2 separate regions of the Homo sapiens genome follow, and region 2 is linked to region 1. A link is a contact called in ENCODE Hi-C or POLR2A ChIA-PET data. All regions are on one chromosome and are shown on one strand. Each heading gives the region's core, a stretch centred on a gene start or an enhancer-like site at or near the end of the contact. The rest is flanking DNA. Distances are from core to core; before and after follow the strand shown.

The links. A loop is a pair of places that touch in the nucleus more often than their neighbours do. ChIA-PET counts read pairs that join two places held with the same protein, here RNA polymerase II (POLR2A). Pooled maps may share reads with other maps.
Region 2: a map of HCT116 shows a loop between it and region 1 (4-fold over the local background). The contact joins two enhancer-like sites. A Hi-C loop is called at or near these places in 2 of 168 maps with a recorded cell type or tissue (HCT116 and endothelial cell of umbilical vein) and 3 of 50 pooled maps. POLR2A ChIA-PET finds 5 or more read pairs at or near these places in 1 of 52 experiments (H1).

Annotation. Positions count from the first base shown.
Region 1 is chr10:113,071,809-113,075,823 of GRCh38, forward strand. All of the region lies in intron 5 of TCF7L2 (transcription factor 7 like 2), which reads left to right. Among named protein-coding and RNA genes, the nearest start is that of SNORA87, 28 kb to the left of the region's middle. RefSeq lists an enhancer at 2,362-3,131. Within about 2 kb of position 2,028, at least 22 of the 41 ENCODE cell types and tissues checked have a DNase peak (open chromatin) inside an H3K27ac peak, as active enhancers do.
Region 2 is chr10:113,383,208-113,387,425 of GRCh38, forward strand. No RefSeq gene overlaps it. Among named protein-coding and RNA genes, the nearest start is that of HABP2, 170 kb to the right of the region's middle. RefSeq lists a silencer at 2,103-2,212. Within about 2 kb of position 2,049, at least 8 of the 41 ENCODE cell types and tissues checked have a DNase peak (open chromatin) inside an H3K27ac peak, as active enhancers do.

The DNA of each region.
Region 1 (4,015 bases), core at 778-3,277:
CAGGCAGGTCACATTGGTGCAGATCCTTGGAGGACTCCCCCCCACCCCCCATGAGTGGATTCCTCCAGGTCAGGGGCTGGCTGGGACTGTGGATGCTGGAGTAAGTGGAATTGTGGGTGCACTCTGCTTCAGCAGTACTCTCCAAGGAGAATGATTGTTTTAATAAATTACTGTTTTAATAAGGGAGGTGGAAGAGCTTTTTAATCACTTGCTTTTTAAAAATTTTTAATTTTATTTTAATTAATTAATTAGTTTATTTATTTTTTGAGACGGAGTCTTGCTCTGTCGCCCAGGCTGGAGTGCAGTGGCACGATCTCGGCTCACTGCACCTCTGCCTCCTGGATTCACACCATTCTCCTGCCTCAGCCTCCAGAGTAGCTGGGACTACAGGCACCCGCCACCACGCCCGACTAATTTTTTGTATTTTTAGCAGAGACGGGGTTTCACCGTGTTAGCCAGGATGGTGTAGATCTCCTGACCTTGTGATCCTCCCGCCTCAGCCTTCCAAAGGGAGGGATTACTGGCGTGAGTCACCGCGCCTGGCCTTTATTTTTTATTTCTTTTGAGATGGAGTTTTGCTCTGTCACCCAGGCTGGAGTACGGTGGTGGGATCTCGCCTCACTGCAACTTGCGCCTCCCGGGTTCAAGCGATTCTCCAGCCTCAGCCTCCTGAGTAGCTGGGATTACAGGCGTGTGCCACCGCCTCCAGCTAATTTTTGTATTTTTAGTAGAGACCGGGCTTCACCATGTTGGCCAGGCTGGTCTCGAACTCCTGACCTCAGGTGAGCGTCCTGCCTTGGCCTCCCAAAGTGCTGGGATTACAGGCGTGAGCCACTACACCCAGCCAATCAGTTGCTTTTAAACTACTTAAATAAAAAGAGCCAACCCAAAATCTTGTGCATGCTTGGGAAACTGGCAGTGGAATATGAGAAGTTTTTATTTGTGGTGCACACAGGTGACTCGGGCTGTTGTGTATTGGTTCTTGCCTCGATCTGTAGCAAGCAATCTGTTGTTTCTTGCCTGCCTTTTGGGAAGAAATGAAAAAAGAAGCAGCACGAGTCTCCATACATCATGATTGTGATGGCACTGGGCCTGAGACCTTTTCTGCTGTCCAGGTAAAAATGTGAAGACCATGGTTTTGAGGTTTCTTAATAAATTCAGGTGTTAAGTGCCAAGTGATGCTCCCAGCCCCTGAGCTAGAGCAACTATGCTGTTCATGTCCCCAGGAATGGAAGTGGACCCTAGTTAGGTGCTGGTGGCCAGCCATGTGTACCTAGGGCAGGGCCAGGTCGTGTGTGTGTGTGTGTGTGTGTGTGTGTGTGAGAGAGAGAGAGAGAGAGAGACAGAGAGAGAGATAGAGAGAAACATAAAGGTGATCGGCACTCAGACATCCTGTGTGGTCCACCTCACTTCTCAAGCAGGTGTCTTTCCAGTCTACAACTCGTTGACCACAGGTGGAATTCATAAGCTCTGTTCCCTGTCCTGCTTGGGTCCTCCAGAGAAAGAAATGTTGAATTATCATCTTGGTGATGGTCAACTCTGAAAGCCTAAATTTTCATGATCACCAAAGTGTTTGGATTTAAAAGGGTGGCTCACTCCGTAATTCCGGCACTTTGGGAGGCTGAGGCAGAAGGATCACTTGAGCCCAGAAGTTTCAGACTAGGCTGGGCAACAAAGCAAGACCCGGTCTCTACCAAAAAAAAAAAAAAAAAAAAAAAAAAAAAATCAAAAAAATTAGCTGGGGGTGGTGGTGTGCTCCTATAGCTCCAGCTACTCAGGAGGCTGAGGCGGGAGGATCGCTTGAGCCCAGGGGTTTGCGGCTGCAGTGAGCTGTGATTGCACCACTGCACTCCAGCCTGGGCGACTGTGAGACCCCGTCTTTAAGAAAAAAAAAAAAACAAAGGTCACAAGACATTCTTGGCTCCGCCCTGCAGAGCTGCTTCCCGATCTCCTTTTTTATTTGCTTCCCAACCTGCGGGCCTCAGTGTGACTCACCACACCGGACTGCCTGGCCCTGCTGCCTGCCGCCCATCCTTGCGGCCTGGACGACTCCATGTGCGAGTTGCTGGCGCAGCGTCCAGAAAACAGACCACACCCCAGGAATGATGATACGTTATAGCATTTCTCTGCTCTGTAAGAGAGGCACCAGGGTCGTGTGCTGGGTCTGGGGTTTGTCCATTCCACATCCGGTGCTGCTGTTGACTCTGGTGTCGGCCGCTGGTGAGCTGGCTGTAGCTGGTCACCTCTGGGTGGTTTCTGGGGCGGTCGCAGGCTGACTAACACACCAAAGGTCAGCCAGGGTGTTGAAGCTGGCACCTTTCTTCCTGGAGCACAGACGTCATCTTGGATCTTTTAGATACTTGGACTTACTTTATGCAGAACATTCTGGATTTGTGAATTAGATGGACTCTTTATTATTTTGTATTTGGATTATTTCTTTAAAGAGATCAGAGATAAAAATATCATTGTTTTGCCAGTTTGCTACCACCAGCCCACACCCCTCTTCCCGTTGTCCAAAAAGGGGGTGGTTAGAGTTTTCTTGAGTGACTGGGCTATTATGATTAGCAGATTACTAAAGCTGTGTGATTTTAACAAGACGTAAACACATATGGGAACCCCTCCTTCCATATCTTGCTAATGTCAATTAGCAACATATTAATCTTGCTAATGTCAATCCTGTCACTTCATACATTTATAAATATTAGGGACATTTAAAAGAGTTGTCGGACTGTGCGGGACCTTGGCACACTGCTGACGGCTGCACACTCATCACTGCGGGGCTCATCACACATTGACACCAGCACCATATTTTGCTGGGTTTCCTGATCTCGGTTGAGTATTTGGATTTGAATGGGATGGTTTTAATGTTGCTACTGACTACTACAGTGATCCAAATAAACTTTAAAGCTGGGGCCTCCACGCCATAGGCAGATTTTCATACCAGTTGCCTTTACCTCAGTAGTTTTCAGCTGGGGCAATTTTGTTCCCCAGGAGACATCTGGATACAGTGTTGGTTGTAACAGCTGGGCAGGGGGTACTTCTGTCATCATCTCATGGGCACAGGGCAGGGATGCTGCTAGGGCAACCCCTCACCCTCCCAAAGAATTATCAAAAACATCAACAGTGCCAAAGCTGAGAAGCTCAGCTTTAATGTGTTCATTGAGCAACTAAAGAATAGACTCAGATATAGGAAAGTATTTATTTATTTATTTATTTAGAGACAGGGTCTGGCTCTGTTGTCCAGATCATAACTCACTGTAACCTTGATCTCCTGGGCTGAAGCAATCTTCTCACCTTAGTCTCCCAAAGCATGCTGGGATTACAGGTATAAGCCACAGTGCCCAGCCTGAAAAGAATACTTTAAATGGGCGGGGTAATGGTGGCTTATGCCTGTAATCCCAGCACTTTGGGAGGCAGAGGCGGGCAGATCACCTGAGGTCAGGAGTTCGAGACCAGCCTGGCCAACATGGTGAAACCCTATCTCTACTAAAAATACAAAAATTAGCCGGGAGTGGTGATGGGCACCTGTAATCCGAGCTCTCCTGGAGGCTGAGGCAGGAGAATCGCTTGAACCTGGGAGGTGGAGTTTACAGTGAGCTGAGATCGTGCCATTGCACTCCAGCCTGGGCGACAAGAGCGAAACTCTGTGTCCAAAAAAAAAAGAAAAAAGAAAAAAAGAGTATCTTTAAATGAATGGCAACCCAATTTGCAAATGTATTTTTTTTAATGTTGCCAATTACTTTATGTGTTTAAAAAATATCTTTCTGGTTTACTAGGGTATTCTTCAAAAAAAGAGAAAAGATTAAAGCTGCACAGACATGATGATGTAAAAGCTAGTAGCTTCTCAAGCTGTGAAAGGTCTGTGGTGCAGAGAATAGCTCCCTGTGAGCTGAATTTTGTTTGCTGTGGTGCAGCATGGGTTTAGATCCTACCTGGTTAGTGAAAGAGATAATGTGAAGTCATTGCATTTGCATTTGTCAAAATCCTAGTTTTCCACTTACCTAATAGTTTTTTG
Region 2 (4,218 bases), core at 799-3,298, 310 kb after region 1:
GTCAAAGTTACAAAGAGTATTTTCCCTAAAGACCAGTCAAGGAAGCTGGCCATTTCAAGTAATCTACAAATATTTATTCCTGAAGGAATACTAACTTTTTAGGGACCTTTTAAACCCAACAAAATCTAGTTGCTGGGTTTAAAATGAATAGAAGGAAGGACGGAAGGAAAGAGAGAAGGAAGGAAAGAAGGGAGATGGATTGGTTTGTGATTTTTAATTCAGACAAACTTTGAAGAAACACCCTTTCTTTAAATAATAAATACTGGCTGCTAATTTGTTGAATTTTAAATAATATGATAAAATGGTACTTAAGGAAGCTATACACAACAAAGATAAACATTTTTGCTCTCATGGGATCTCTATTTAAAAGTAGAAAAGATTGTTTTAACAGAGCGTCATATAATAGCAAATATGGTAGCTGGCTTATTAGAAAGTCATAAATGTTTATGTTTGACTCACATTTTGTAAAATGTTGTCACTGAGCGTGGTTATATATGGCAGTTTCTTGTAGTCCGTCTCACTAAAATTAACTGTTCACTAGTAAAAGGTTCACAATACTGGGTATAACTTAATGAGAATTAAAACAAGCTCCTCTTTTCAGCAGAGCTTTTGCTTGAGAGAAAAGTCCCCCCAGAATATCAGGGAGATACTTCAGATAAACATTCAGAATCACCTCCTGGCTAAGCATGTGAGCCAGGAAAAAAAGAAAAAAAAAAAAAAAAAAAAGAAAAAACTCAGTCAAGACCCCCATGGCAAGTGGAAAGGATTTGAAATAGCTCATAATTTGGGCTTTGAGCTATTCTGCAGGGTTGTTAGCTGTTTGGTATGATTCGTTTTATCCAAGAGCAGTTCCGGATTGTCAGGCATCCTCTCTTATTGCAAAGATAAATAAATAGAAATTCAGACATTCGGGGAGAATTTGACTTTTATTTCCTTCTTCCTCATTAGAGCCTATTTGGACCCTCACCCCCACCCCCACCCCCCTTTTAAGCCTTTCCGTTTCATGATAACTCTTTCAAGAAGAGAAACAAGCATAAAACAAACAACAGTTAGAAAGAAGCAACCACCTTGTTGGGGATTCCTGTGAATGTATTTAGAAATGAAACACTTCTTGCTTTTGCTTTAATAAGCATTTAGGAGGCTCTACTATCGGGCCATGAGTAATGAGAAAGAGGTATGGTTTTGATTTACTACTGTAGTTTAAATAGACTTAGAATCCAGTGAAATTGTTTTGTTCTAATTCTATCCATTTTTTTCTCAGTTCACCAACTTCTCAAAGAAAGACTTTCCCCAAGTAGCCGGCATTTTCCCAGTATGATAAGGCAAGCAGCGAGAAAGTTTTGTTGTTGTCTTTGTCTTGCTTTTCCCCACTTCAAGCCTCTGAGGCCCCATGGAAATCCTTGGAGTACACTTGGTTGAGTATGGACCATTCTAAATGAAATACAAATCAAAAGCATCCTTTCACTGGCCCCTTTAGGTTCTTAAGCAGAAGAATGTTCTGATCACTGAAGCCATTTCAAGACCTGAAATTAGAAAGTAATAAAAAATATCACACTCTCCCTGGTGGGTAGGACATATAATTGGTTCCCCAGCAGGACTTCAGCTCCAAGTGAGAAATGCGTAGCCTGTGGATCCTTGCTTTCAGAAGAACCACATGCAAACACTACCAAATAAGTAAAAAATAAGCAAAGGGAAACAGGAAAACCAGAGACAAATTCAGAAATAAATAGCCAAGGGCTAGAAAGAATAAAGAAAAAAAAAAAGCATTAACCCCAGATGTCTTTAAACACAAAAATTTGTGCACAAAACACCAGACGAGACGGTAAGTTTATGTGTTTAGATCAGCTTGGACAAACACCGCTGTTCAGGACTGCAGTTATTTTTTTGGATTCCATTCTGGCTGCAAGATGTTCTTGGGGAGAAAATGGACTGTGCTCACACAATCCTAACTGTTTGGGATTTGACTTAAAAAACTGGCCAGGGCCTTGATTTGCAGCTCACTCTTGGCCTAAGCCCGGCGTTCCAGCCGGTTGGGTTTTGTTGCTCGTGGAGTTTGGAAGCCGAACAGTTGGGGTGTGCTGCGATGGACAGGGCCACTGAGCACACAGAGCCTGGTGCTATGCTGCCACCTTCTGTCTAATGTGTCATAGCAAGAGGTGGCTGAGCTCTGGACTGCCTAGAAAACTCGGTGACTTTCTGCCTTTGAGAGTCAGGTCCTCTATAATCTGCACATTCCGGAGCAGCAGTGCCCTCTCTTCCTGTACACCTGTGGGTTCAAGGCCTTGGGGGCTGGCCCTTTGATAGCTTCTTCCAGAACCCACGCCAGTCTGTTTGTTTGCCTCTCTTCCTCATTCCCTCCCTCTCTCCCTGCCAGATCTTGAAGTTTCCGTAGGTAGAAGGGTCTGGAAAAACGAGGTTGAAGGCAAAGACAGGGCTTTTCGTTTTCAAACGTCAGCACACTCTTGTCTAAATTACTGCCAAAGACAAATGGGATGAAGTGGAGGAAAGGAAAAGTGAGATTGAATAGCAGGAAAAAAGCCCTGACAGCAAGATCTATTGCCCTGTGGAGAGGTGTCCCCAGGGGTGAGCTATTGGTTGAGATATTTAAAACTTGAGTGGACAAAACATTAGACCCTTCACCACAGGGAACAATTCTACAGCAGCCCCTGGGACCTGACCCTCGTGAGCGCAGAGGTCCTTCCCAACTCTAATTTTTTATGATTTCTCAATTGACTTCCCATTCTATAAAAAGTATTCTGTTGCTGCTCAGAAACCCAACTGCTTTGACATTCTGTTTGAGGTCGGGATGGTTTCAATCTACTTTCAGTTGTGTGCAGCATTGAAAATGCCCCTATACCTACTTTTTTTGAGCCAAAGAAATGTAAATTCATATAATTAAGCCTAGAAATATGTATTTGAGGAATGACATAGGGGACACTGCCCTTGACAACTGGCCAAGACATGACTCGCCAAGCACCCGGGGATTTGCTGTACAGCCTTTGACAAATGCTTACCCTTTCTGAGTCACCAGTTTTCATTGGGTTGTCTCACTGGTCAGGATGAGAATATCTGATGCCAGTTGGGAACATTTTGGAAGGACTGTGGTGGTGAAAGAAATAGCTTAGTTCTGCACCTGATTGCCAATCACTCCTTGTTGTGAGGATTGTACACTTCTCAGCTTGCAGGCCTGGATCAGGGGAGACAAAAGGAGGGAGAGAGGTGAGATGTCGGATGTGCGGTCATGGTCTTTGCTTGCAGGTTCTCCCTCCCTGGGGTGACTGGGTTCAGCCATCCAGCTGATTATTTTTAGGCTCTTGTTAATTGCCAGGCATGGAGCTAGGAGCTTGTGTGTCAGAGTGGAAGTGAACAAAAACAGTGGAGAACAAATGGAGTCCTCAGGGATACCTATCTCAGTGGCTTCGAACTGTTCTTAGGGTAAAGTTTAAAATCCCACATTCTGCAAAGCATCAGGTGATCTGGCCCTTCCTGCTTCTTTGATCTCTCCTTGGACCTTTCTCCAGCAGGCTGAGTTCCCTCAATTTTCCTTGGTGAGCTCTGTTTCTTCTCATCTCAGTGCCTGCCTGGGTGCTCAGCCCAGACACTCCTGGTCTTGCCACCCCTTTCACCTGGTCAGTGCTGCTTCTCATCTTTCAGTTCCCAGCTGTAAGGTCTCTTGCCCAGAGACGCCTTCCCAGACCTCTGGGCTGGGGTTCAGTTTCTCCAGCATGTGCCCCTCTGGGCCTTGTCTCATCTCTATCCAAGCACATGCCATTAAGGGTGAGTGCAGGACTGGAGGTTTACTATGGATCTCCTTGCCAGCCCATGCTCCGTGTGACAGGCAACTCGCTTGTCTTGTCTTTGCCTCGCAGGGCCTCCCACAGGGCCTTGTTCAAAGTATAGCTGTTGAGTGGATGAACAAATGAAAGGCTGAATGAATGAAGTGCTATAACATTGGTAGGCACTGTTGCAGAGGTTGAGATAAGGAATTGCACCCGGAAGGGCTTCCTGTAGGAAAAGTTAAGAGTTTCTCTGTTAAGAAAGGTCTGGGGGCAGTTTCTACTGGTTACCCTCCTCACCCCATCCCCACCAGCCTAGGAATGGGGTCAGTTTAAAATTTCTCATTGTAAAATAATACATAGCTGTAGTAAGAAATTCAAACATTACTGAAATGTATAAGCACTAAAAGTCACCATCCTTGCCCCTACAGACATCCTACCC